2 separate regions of the Mus musculus genome follow, and region 2 is linked to region 1. The links are chromatin contacts, found by Hi-C or POLR2A ChIA-PET in ENCODE. All regions are on one chromosome and are shown on one strand. Each heading gives the region's core, a stretch centred on a gene start or an enhancer-like site at or near the end of the contact. The rest is flanking DNA. Distances are from core to core; before and after follow the strand shown. Region 1 holds the start of Sgpp1 (sphingosine-1-phosphate phosphatase 1). Region 2 holds the start of Zbtb1 (zinc finger and BTB domain containing 1).

Region 1 (6,131 bases), core at 1,864-4,363:
GCAAGCCTTTAACCCCAGCACTGGGGAGGGTTGGGCTATCTCTTGAGTTTAGAGCAGCTACATAGTGAGTTCCAGGCCAGTAAGACCCTGTTTAAAAACAAAACAAAACAAAACAAAACAAAAACCAAGAACAAAACCAAGTGAACTTCCTGCCTCTAAGTTTCCGTGTGTGTGTGCTCACACACGCACTCGCTGTGTGTTGTGTGACACCAGGAACATTTGTTTCCAACACCTAGAAATTAAGTATTATGCTTACCCCAGTGTTGTAGTAGCACATGCCCTTAATCCCAGTACTGGGGAGGCAGAGCCAGACAGATCTCTGAGTTCAAGGCTTACCTGGTCTATTGCAAAGTAAGTTCCAGACAGCCAGGGCTACATAGAGAAACCCTGTCTCTAACAAAGAAATGTAATTTATAATTCCTTAGCAGAACATTTAGGTCTCCTTACAGTGAGATTTCACATTACTCCTCTCTCTGGTGAACTCCGGCTGTTTTAAAGCCCCACTGCCATTCTTTAGATCACAACAATTTAAAGATTGTCAATGAAAACTATTTAAATAATATTTAATCTGTTCGCATAGGTTAGAGGACAAAGCTGTAGAAGTCAGTTCTCTCCTCCTTGAGGTGGAACTCAGGTCCTCAGGTTTGGTGGCAGGCCCTTGCTGCTCTGAACCCTCTTATCAGCCATCAGAGTGTGCATTTATGGGGTTAAATTCCTTCTAAATGGAGTACACAGACATTCCCAATTTCCATTGAAATTTCACCAGATTTCTGGAAGTGTTTTTCTTTTCCTTCCAGCAGAGGCTACAGAGCACAGAGTTTTCACAATGTATACAAGACCTAATGACAAGAGTGGCCTTTGTTCAAAGGCTCTACTGGAGGTGGAAGGCACAGGGTCAGAAGAGTAACTACAAAAAGTGCTTGTTCCTGATAGAGAGCCAGTAGGATTTGTGACAGAAATTCAGACAGAAATTAGGAGAACTGGGTTTGAGATACAGAAAAAGAATATACAAGTAAGATGTTAAATAAAAGTTACAGAAGTCACAGAAGACCTTTATTTTAGACAAGGCTCTTGCACTAGGCTCAAAACAAAAACAAACAAAAAAGAACTAACCAAAAACAGACACTCCTTGCTAAAGGTCTGTGCCATAAAACTCAACCTGACTCTATCTCCACTCTATAAGGAGAGTAACTTTGAAATGGCCACTTTCCCCACATTTTATTTTTTGAAAATACTTTAGCCCCTCCTGCTTCAACTTCCCAAGTGCTGGAATTACAGGCAAGCAAAACCATACCCAGTTTGGAGGCATGGATTTTTTTTTTAAGTTCATACATTCATTTTTATTCCTTCAATTATTCAATATTTGTGTTGGGTGCTAAGGATATAGAAATAGAGGGTAGTGTTTCTGAGGCAGAGGCGAGAGGATGCTACAAGTTCGGGATCAGTCTTGTTTATATAGCTAAATTCCAGGGTATCCAGGTTACATAGTTAGACCCTAGGGGTGGAGGGGACATATAAAAAATTATGTGTGATGTCCATCCTGTAACCCTACAATTTGGTGGTCTGGGGTTTCAAGACAAACAAAATACTCAGTTGTAGCAAACACCTGTTAGCTCAGTACTTGAAAATCAGACTTGGTCTCCACAGCAAGTTTCTGGCCAGCATAGCATGTTTTATTATAGATTATTTTTGCCAAATGCTAATAATGGTCTTTATTATTCAGAAACATCAACTAATAACACTACTCTGTGTATGTTCTGCTGGGCCCAAACTCAGAGCTTCCTGCTTGCTGGCTAAGAAGAGACACCCATAGCAAACCATGGTTACTTTGTATACCATTCTTCAGGCCCAGTATTCCTTTTCTCATGCTTGTCTGCTTTCCTAGGCTGTAAACGCTTTTACTTATTTTGATACAGTATCTTGTTATGAAGCCCCAGCTGTCCTCAAACTCCAAATCTTCCCATGTCAGCCTCCAAGCGCTGGGATTCGTCTGTGCTCCCTCAACCTTTCCAACCTCAGCAATTCCAGGGCCAGGGACTCGAGGCAATCCTCTTTATGACTGCAGCAAGTGGAATAGGAGGAGCTGGGAAGCAATCTTTCTTGGGAAATGAAACTATTTCTCATGGCTTACCAGCATGGAGCATTTTCCAGCCTCTTTCTTGGAAGTAGTTCAGTCTTTAATTATAGACATTCGTTTGCCTTGACTGAAAATAACTTCCTGGAATTAAAACTTTGAAATCTTTTAATAAAATCGGATCCATCTAGAAGTTAAAGTCAAGTTTGTGACTTGCAAGACAATCCTGTTAAGATTCTAGTTCAGCCTATCAGATTCCAAGTTCAAACCTGGCATGGTGCCCCAGTAACCCCGAGTCTTGGGGGGCTTCACCAGAAGGATCAACAGTTCAGGGCTAGCCTTAACTACATAGCAAGGCTGAGGCCAATCTCGGCTAAATGATATACCCTGGTTCAAAAACAAAAACAAAACAAAACAAACAACAACAACAAAACAAAAACAAAAACAAAAAAACAAACAAACAAAAAAACAAACCCGAAACTCACAAAAAGAAAACGATAAAAGACAAAACAAAAAATACCCTCAGAATTCTCCACGCTACATTCTCCCACTAACTATGTGTTCTGAGCAATCTTGCTAAGTGCTAGAATTTATTAAGGAAATTTTACACCTAAATTCGCTTAAGAGACGTATGTGATGAGTGACAGTCAGATTTTACTTGGTAGGTGACTGGCTTTTCCTTTGCAGACCACAGCTGTGTCAGCGATCACATACCCAGGCTCTGTCCTGGATTATCTACGGTTTTCTAATCTTGCCACCGCTGGTCAATTGGCACGTGGCTTTCCGGACATCAACCATCCGAGACAGCTCTGAAATTAGTTGCTAATTAATGGCGTGAGTCGGACGATTCCGGTTTCGCGGCGGTTACTTTGCCTCCATTCATCACGCCCCAATTGATTCCAGGCTAATAAAAGCCGCGGGCAGCTCCTGGGTCACCAGCCCTGCCTAGACCCGCACTGTTCTTCGCACAGCAACCAGGAGCACCGGGAGGCGGGGCTTCGGCGACAGCTCCGGGCTGCGCGCGCGGCGCGGGCCTCCGTGAGCGCGCCAGGGGAGGGGCGCGCGGGGCGCAGGGCGCGCGCGGCGGCCGCTGCGGCCTGTTGGCGCGGTCGCCGGCAGCCTCGAGCGAGTCGAGCTAGGCACCGTGGCGGCTGTGGCTGGCGAGGAGCGCGTGGCCGGATCAATTCCCGAGTGGCCCGCGACCATGTCCCTGGGGCAGCGGCTGGCTCTGCTGGCCAGCCGTCTGCAGGAGCCGCAGCGGGTGGCGAGCTTCCAGCGTCTGTGTGGGGTGGAGGTGCCGCTCAGCAGCCCGGCGGCGGACGAGGATGCAGAGACCGAGGTTCGCGGAGCCCCGGGAGAACCCCGGCGACGGGGACGGCAGCCGGGCGCTGAGGACAGCCCCGCCAAGGCGGACTGCTGCGGTGCCCCGAACGGCGTGCGCAACGGGCTGGCGGCCGAGCCGGGCCCGACCGGGCCCCGCCGCGCGGGCTCGCAGCGCCGCAACTCGTTGACGGGCGAGGAGGGCGAGCTGGTCAAAGTGAGCAACTTGCCGCTCTACTACCTGTTCTGCTTAGGCACGGAACTGGGCAACGAGCTCTTCTACATCTTATTCTTCCCCTTCTGGATCTGGAATCTCGACCCCTTTGTGGGCCGGAGGCTGGTGATCATCTGGGTGCTGGTCATGTACCTGGGCCAGTGCACCAAGGACATCATCCGCTGGCCACGGCCGGCCTCGCCGCCTGTCATCAAGCTGGAGGTCTTCTACAACTCGGAATACAGCATGCCCTCCACGCATGCCATGTCAGGCACCGCCATCCCCATCGCCATGTTCCTGCTCACCTATGGCCGCTGGCAGGTACGCTGTGCCCCTCAGCTCCACGGTCGAGTTTCCAGTGCTTTCTGAACTTTCTTTTTCCCCTTTTTTTAAAAATTTGCCTCTTCCCGTCCAAAACCCCAACCCACAGGTTCTCACAGTACCCACGCAGGTCCTGTCAGAGTTCTAGAAAATTAACTGATGACGGTTCTTAAACACTAAACTGTATTTTAATACAGTTGGGTATAGTTTCTTAGACCCCCACCCCCCAAGGAAACACTTTTCGTGCATTGAATCCTTGAGCTTAGACTGAGTTTTTAAACTTAGTTCGTCTGATGCACAGTGGTGATTCAGTGTACTTAAAATGAAACACTTGGTAACTGAGACCCGGTTTCACTGCAATACATGGTGTTTACAATGTAAAATTAAAGAGTGTTTTCAAAACAGTAGTATAATTTCGGCACAGGCACATTCCAAGCACTAAAGTAATGACAGTTAAGAAAAAAAGCCGAAAGGTAAAGGAACAGAATCTAGATGAGTTCGTCGTAAAGGATTGACTGCAGGTCTGTTAAGACACTTCACTTCTGTCTCTGGTCTGGAGAACCAGTTGTTAGTTGCTACACTGTTACTATGGCGGTAACTGTAACCCTGCAGTTATAGGCTTTGCCTTCCGAGGAGCTGGATTGGTTATAATGGCGTTTGACATCGGGGGCAATTTGTCCATCAAGAGTTTTTAATGGTAGTCATTTTTTTAATTTGCCTGCGTTTTGGGGCTTCCCTAATTTGAGCTTCCTAGGGTTTGTTTGCAAGTGATACTTGAGTTTACAATTTAATTATCTTTCACACAGAAGCAAAATATATTTGTCTACTGGTCTTGCTTTATCTGTCTTAAATTGTATGATTTGTTAGTCTTTCGGACCAGACTCTTAAGAATAAAGTGCATCGGTTTTGGAGAATCTAGGAAAACTCATTATCTTTTTTTTTAACTCCCTTTTATTGCACAAGATTGAGAAATGCCAACTGTGCTGTAAAACTCCATTATAGGCTTACTTAACCCACGTTGAGTTTCAGTATGGGTAAATGTTGCCAGTATCATCCCAGGCCCTCTCTACTGTGCAATTCATCTGTTTTACAGTAACAGAAATCAGGCATGGACCCAGGAAGAATGACGGAATTAGGAGGGGAGACTAAGATAGAAAGTTCTTTTCTTATTTAACCCCTGGTGATACATGGTCACATTTGGATTGTAAAAACAGTGTTGCCTGTTTGGGGTGGAAAAAAAATATCTAAAAATTCCCATCTGATCTAATTATTCCAGAAAGTGAGATTGTCAATGTGTTCGGCATGCTGTTTACTGTGACTGTGTGCTGCTGTTTGTCTTACTGATGGGGGACTTTCTACTGTCTCTTCTCTGATGGGCTGCTGCTAACACTGCGGGAGGGGGCAAAGGAGAGGGAGAGAGAGTGAGAGAGAGAGAGTGAGTTGGTTCTGCTCTTTAGTTATTCAGGACACACGCTAACAGGAAGTCTGAAAATAGTTCTGCTGAATTGTTTATGGGGTGTAGCTATCAATATTTTAACATTTCAAGGCCACTTGAATAATCAGGCTAAGCTTGTATTCTAGTTTTTGTTTGGTTGGTTTTTAGGCAGGATCTCACCGTAACTCTGGCTGGCTTGGAACTCACTATGTAGCTCAGGCTGGCCTCAAACAGGAATTATACACAACCTATTGTATTTAATTCAACATTTGCAAATCATACAGGCTTTGAGATTGCAGCCAGGCAGGGTGATAGAAATCATCTAGTCTTAAACAGATCTCTAAGGCAACCATCAACCCACTCTATGTATATAGATTTTTCCTATTGTGAACATTCCATACTGGAGGAACCTTGCACTATCAAGGCTGTTTAACAGGATTTTGTTTTTTCACTTAGCTTTTTTTCTTTTTCTTTTTTTGGGGCTTTTCAAGACAGGGTTTCTCTGTGTAGCCCTGGCTGTCCTGGAACTCCTCACTCTGTAGACCAGGCTGGCCTTGAACTCTCAGAGATTCCCCTACCTCCCAGGTGCTGGGATTAAAGGCATGTGCCAACACCACCTGGCATTCACTTAGCATTTTAAATTCTTTTAACAGTTTCATACATGGGCATACATTATATATATATATATATATATATATATATATATATATAGTTTACCTTCCCAGCAGCCTATTAAAGATCATGTTGTAGTATATGCCCAGGACTTG
Region 2 (6,131 bases), core at 2,082-4,581, 630 kb before region 1:
TTTTCATTATTTTATCACCAGAGGCACTACCACAAGAAACTATCAAAAAATACTTCAGAGACCTAAGTGAACTTCAAGCACATGTTTTACATATTTAACCCTCCCAAGACAAGAGACTGCAGCCTAAAAACATTTATTTTTCTGCATTCTAACACAACTCCCCTCCCCTTTTAGGCAAAGTCTGTGACCTGTCTAGAGAAGAACAGGCCTTTAAAAAAATAAAATAAAAAAGAAGGCAGTGGGCTGGTGAGATGGCTCAGTGGGTAAGAGCACCCGACTGCTCTTCCGAAGGTCCGAAGTTCAAATCCCAGCAACCACATGGTGGCTCACAACCATCCATAACGAGATCTGACGCCCTCTTCTGGAGTGTCTGAAGACAGCTACAGTGTACTTACATATAATAAATAAATAAATCTTTAAAAAAAAAAAAAAAAAAAAAAAAAAAAAAAAGGCAGTAACATTTTTTTCCTGAATGGTGTTACAAGGAACACTGGGCACTTTGAAAAGGCCCCCAATTGTACTGACAAAAGTGGAGGGAGGAGTGTGGAGGAATGAGGAAGCAGAAGGTACAAACATTTGGCAGCTACTATGACATAGAAACACACAGTCCTGAGCAGGACTGGCAGCACAAACCTGTAATCCTAGCACTGTGGCTGCAGAAGCAGGCACATCCCTCAAGAGGTTGAGGCCAGCTTGGTCTACAAGAGTGAGACCCTGCTTCACAAAAACAAAAACCCCACAAGGTCAGAAGGCTGGGGTGGAGGTGCAGGCCCGTTATCCCACCACTAGGTGAGAGGTTGAAGCAGGAGGACCAAAAGCTAAGGCTGGCCCCAGACCAAACAGTGAGACTCTAGCTTTAAAATACAAAACAAAACAAAACAAAAAAACCCCATAAAACAGCCGTCAAGGTGATCCATGCTTTTAATCCTGACATCCAGGAGGCAGAGACAGGTGTATTTCTGCCTTTGAGGCTAGCCTGGTCTACAGAGTGAGTTCCAGGATAGCCAGGGATACACTGAAAAACACTTGTCTGGAAACACCAAAAACCAAGTTACAAGATCAGGAAGCTGTGCTCGTGGCCTGGTTAAAATGGGTTCTTTCCTGACAACGACACAGCAGCAGTGGTGCAAACCAGCAGGCATAATGTTAGGAACTGGAAGAACACAGCCAGCTGGAAAGACTGCTCAACCAGGTCTACTCAACAGCATGAAAACTGAGGCTTTGGGTTTTTAAATTTTAATTTCTAATGATGTGTATGTATGTGGGGGGAGGGGTGTGCACATGAGTACAATTGTTCTAGAGTCCAGAGCTCCCTGGAAATGAAGTTACAGGTAGTTGTGAGCTGCTTGGGATGGGTGCTGGGAGTCAAACTTAGTTCTTCTTGAAGGAAAGGCAAGTGCCCTTCACCCCTGAACTATCTCTCCAGCCCTGAGTTTTGTTTTTTGAAAAAAAGGTCTCGCTATGTATGCCAGGTCCAGGTTAGCCTCAAACTCTTGATCCAACCTCTTGAAGTGCTGGGATTATAGACGTGCACAACCACACCCTATAAAACTTGCTGTCAACGGAGAAATTCTGGTGTTAAAATGAGTGCAAGTGGCTGGAACACAGCACTGTACCGCAGAACTTCTAAGCCTTAACCTTTGGAAAAGCACTGCACTGCACCTCGGCTGCGTTAGGTCCGTCTGTTTCTTTAAGAGGAAGAAACCCCATGCAGCTACCAATGCCACTCAGTATTACTGAGACTTTAGGGGATAGTGATTCAAAAGGGAAGTTTTACAGTTCTAGGCAACTGACCATCCATCCATCATTTGGGCTTCAGCCTCTTGTACCTTCATTCTTTCCATTTCTCCAGATCATATCCATTTGAGGTGACAAAATTCCAGAGAACCTATTTTATACCTTTTAAAAAACATGGTTGCTTTAAAACAGTCATAAGAACTACATCGATTTCCCCAGTCGACTTCAGGGTGCCTCAAACTTCGGCTCAAGAAATTCTAAGTGGTCTTGGAAAGCCTCAGAACAAGCCTATCACCCCAAAATTTAGGATTTCCTGAGGCAGGAGAATTATATCCAAGCGATCCTGGGCTACCTAGCCAGACCTTGTCTCAAAACGGGGTGGGGGTCGGGGGGAAATGCTTGGAACGCTTTGTGGATTCCAGTGTCAAAGGGGAAAATGTTGCCGCAGCGATTCATACTGTACGGAAATACAGTCTGACCAGTGGAGAATCTACATGTACCGTCACAGCGACATTCGATTTGGGAACATGATCACACACATACAAAACCCTATCCCCAGAAAACAAGGACTTTCATTAACCTGTTCTAGACCCGTCCGAGTTGGAAAATGTCTTGTCAAGCCCTCAGATCACGTGGACGAGTGGCTAAGGTGGAAAGGGAGCCTGGGAGCGGCGGCTGAGCCCAGATCCACGCCTGCACGCTTCAGCAGCAAGGACTCCAGATCGCCACCCAACTAGCTCACCGCCTCCACCAGAACTTCTACTTGTAAGCGCCCACCACTGGAGGCAAAAAGCACTTTCTTCTCGGGACTCGGGGGGCGGGGGGGAGGATCTCGTACACAGAAAACCCCCCAAACCCCCGAGACCTACCACTTTGGACCCGAACAAAAAGCGTGTGTGCTGAGGAGCGGGGGTGGGAAAGAGCGAAGCAGGAATCCGCGCGGCCCAGCCGCCTCCTCCCTCGGAGCGCGCCCAAGTCTGCGGCCTCCGGCTCCGGGACGCTCCCCTCCCACCGGCCGCCCAGCCGCAGCTGGAAGTTAGCGAAGCGCGCTCTGGGCCCGTCAATCAAGCGCGGCCTCCCGCCTCCACCTCCCCTCCCCCCACCCCCCCAGCACAAAATAAAATAAAGGGAAAAGAAGTAATTTGGGAAGTCGTCTGGAGAGGGGATTCGTCCGGAACCCGGAGAGGCCGCGCGCACCGGACTGACGGCCGGCCCCGAGCGAAGCCGCTCGGCAGACCCCCGCCACCGGCTCCTCGCCGCGCGCTTTCCACGCTCCGGCTCCCCGCACCGGTCGGCGCCGCCTCGGCCACGCACTCCGCCAGGCCCGTGGCCCAGCTTCGGCCAAAGTTGCGCAAATGGCCCCGACGACTGGCAGCTACTCACCGGGCGCGGTGGGACGCGCGGCTGCGGAGGTTTTATGGAGTTGAGGGCAGCGGAGCCGCTGGGAAGGCGGGCGGAGGCGAGGGGCTGCGGGCTGCAGTTGACGGCGCGCGGCGCTCGGCTGGGCTGCGCCGAGACACTCCGGGCTCTGCCAGGGACTGCGCTGCAACAAAGGACTTCCGCTGCCGCACAGCCGCGCCTGCCGCACCGCACTGAGCCGGCCCCGCTTACGCGGCGACTCCGGGTCTGCCCACCAGTTCGCGGCGGCGTCCGCCAGCCTTCCCCTCCCTCTCGCCCGCCCACCCACTCCGCCGCTGGCGGCTAGGGGCACCCGCGGTCGCCTGTTGGTTGCAACAAGTTTCTGCGTCGGGCCGGGGAGGCTGGCACTGCCCGCAGCGCGGGCGCCCGGGCGGCGGCGGCTGGAGCAGCACTGTCGCCCCTCTCCCCGGAGTCGGCTTGGCCCTCCTCCTGTTTGCACAGCTGGACGCCACTGGGATCCTCCCGACTCCCCCAGGGCTGGATGCCGATCGCCCTCTACCCAGATGTCAGACCCCTGTCCCGCAGGGCCCCGCAGTTGGACCCGCCCCCGCGCTCCACCCTGGACGCCTGGAGGGGGGGGTGACACTCTCGTCCCGTCCAGCCTAAAGCCTGTCCGCTCGGGGTCCTCCGTGCCCCCCGACTCCTCTTCGCGTGGGCCCGCCAGCCTCGGGCCTGAGTCACTTCCCCCGCCATGCCCCGCCCGGCCCGCCTCCCTCCCTGGCTCCCGCCGCATGTGGCTGCCTGCCCCGCGCCCTCGTCCCCCTCCCGCGCCAGACGCCGGTGCATCCTTGCCCGTCCCCACCCAGGGCCGAGGGGGCACCCGTGGTTTTTTTTTGTTTTTTGGGTTTTTTTTTTTTTTTTTTTTTTGCACACGCCGGGGAAAGTTCCCAGGTCACGCCAAGACGTGTGGGGAGCCAGTGACGCTCGAACTTGTCCCCACACTTCCGCCTCCAGTCACGACTGGGGACCGTGGCAGAGGCGCGCCCGGAGCGCGGGGCCGACCCCCGCCTTGGCCACTCGGGCGGGCAGGCAGGCGCGCGCGCACGCACGCACGCACGCAGGCAGGCACGCACACTAGCCGGGGTGCCGCTCGCTTCCCGGCAGTCCGGTCACGTGGGCCGGGCGCGGGAAGCCGCGCGAGAGCAGCCCGCCGGGTGCGTGAGCGGGCGCAGCCGCGTGGTGTGCGCCGCGCGGGAGCCCGCCCCTCCCGCACAGAGAAGCCCGCCCGCCAGTCCGCCGCCGCGGCGGAGTCTGGGTAAGCAACGCGGCCCTGCCCCTGTGGGCTGCTCCGGGCTCAGTCCCTCCCGCCGCGAGCCGCCCGGGCGGCGGCTGCAGCTGCACCCGTCGCGGGACAGATGCAAGTAGCCGGGGAGAGGGGTGCTGTTTTTGGTCCGTTGGAGATGTCAGTCAGGGCCCAAGGAGGACATTAGCAACGGCGAGCGAGTGCTGGGCGCGCGGAGCCGCCCCTGGCCGTGGGCCGCCGGGGCCTAACGCGGGCGGGATGGCGCGCGCGATTGCCGCACAGCCTTAGAGCCCATTCCCGCTGCGGGCCGGGCTCCGAGCGGGCGCAGAAGCCTCAATCCGTCTGTGTCAGCCGGGTCCTGGGCGGCCGCGTCAGGCCTCCAGGCTCTAGCAAGTGGGCGGGTGTCCAGATCGGGCTGCGCAGCCCTCACTCTCCCCTCCCCCATCCAGTTTGTGAGTACCTAGCATCTAGGGCAAGTAGCCCCCTACCCTAATAATTAATTTTTCTCTTAGCCCAGTGGTTTTTCATTTTGAATTCTGGCCCCCATCTTATATCATCGTCTCCCTAGCACTCATTTGGAGGAATCAAGCCGTTATCAGTTGCTTAGGTAACGCACTGCGCTGTACCTGGAACCTGATAGCAGCTAGTGTTGTGTGTTTTATAAATTAACTCCCATCTCCCTCTAAGGGATTAAAGTTGGCCTTCTTCCTCGAGGGACTCCAGCAAGTCCTTCAAAAGCTGCAGAGCTGTCGATTGACAGAATTGAAGTACATCTTAGAATCAGAGTTTTTCAGCTGAAAAGGACCTTAAATATCGAGTCCATCCCTCATTTCACAGCTAACACCCGGCCTAAGAAGCAGAGTGTTGCCCGATCAAAGTTTCTGCACCTTTCATAATTAGCCTCAGGACTGCAGTGCCAGTTTATCCTGCTTTGGACAGTGTATACTCCAGAAGTGATTAAAATTACATCAGGTTTACAGGACTTCTCAAGTTGATAGCCCAGGCTAGTGTAGAAGTAGCAATGGATCTTAGGTCGGGCTCTCACTCGCAGGAACTAAGAGTGTATGCCCCCTGGTCTGGCCACGTGTCTCGGCCTTAGGTTTAGGCATCATTCTTGAAGCAACCTAGATATAGGTACATAGCCACTGCCTGACTTGGGGGTGGGATGAGTAGGTGTGAAATAGTCAAGATGGCTGGGATTCAGTTAGGGAGCAATGAGACATCCTGGGTGGTCAGCAAGAAGACCCCCACCTACCCCACCACACACTAGACTGTCATGCCCAGTACTATAATAAGCTGTAAGGAGTTTCCAGTCAGGTTTAGTTTTGTGTGCTAACCTTTGCCGGCAGTTTTAATAACTGAATTCCCTAAAAGGGTAGTATTGTCTTGTTATAAATATGTTTTAAGTCGGCAGAAGTGAGTGAGCCAGAGAGGTATACCTGACTGTGGTGACAAGAGTAGTTGGCAAAGGAATGTGAGTCTCAATCACTTATCTTCCAAGCCTAGTCAGTGCTCTTTCGCATTACATCTTGCTCCCCAGGAAGGGGGTGAGAGAATCGCCTGTGGCTGATTTATTGGCGCCTGTGGTTGCTCAGAGAGGCCAGGCAGGACTTTCAGCTGCCCTCTATGCCTTACAAAGTGGAGCTATGTACTTCCACCCGATCTCCTGAGGGGAATGCAAAGGAGCCAGGCTGTCTAGCTGAGGAGGAGGGGCCTGAGCGGCTTGGCAGTA

Evidence for each region. A loop is a pair of places that touch in the nucleus more often than their neighbours do. ChIA-PET counts read pairs that join two places held with the same protein, here RNA polymerase II (POLR2A).
Region 2: a loop to region 1 is called in a map of T-helper 17 cell, with 6 times the contacts of the local background. The contact joins the promoter of Zbtb1 here to the promoter of Sgpp1 in region 1. A Hi-C loop is called at or near these places in 2 of 37 maps with a recorded cell type or tissue (T-helper 17 cell and v-Abl transformed pro-B cells). POLR2A ChIA-PET finds 5 or more read pairs at or near these places in 1 of 5 experiments (embryonic stem cell).

The regions. Positions count from the first base shown.
Region 1 is chr12:75,732,711-75,738,841 of GRCm38, reverse strand. Sgpp1 (sphingosine-1-phosphate phosphatase 1) reads left to right here and starts at 3,113. Exons shown (of 3, transcript NM_030750.3): 1 at 3,113-3,929. The coding sequence starts at 3,279.
Region 2 is chr12:76,367,720-76,373,850 of GRCm38, reverse strand. It overlaps Zbtb1 (zinc finger and BTB domain containing 1), which reads right to left and starts at 3,331. Exons shown (of 2, transcript NM_178744.3): 1 at 3,121-3,331. It overlaps Zbtb25 (zinc finger and BTB domain containing 25), which reads left to right and starts at 4,291. Exons shown (of 3, transcript NM_028356.2): 1 at 4,291-4,411.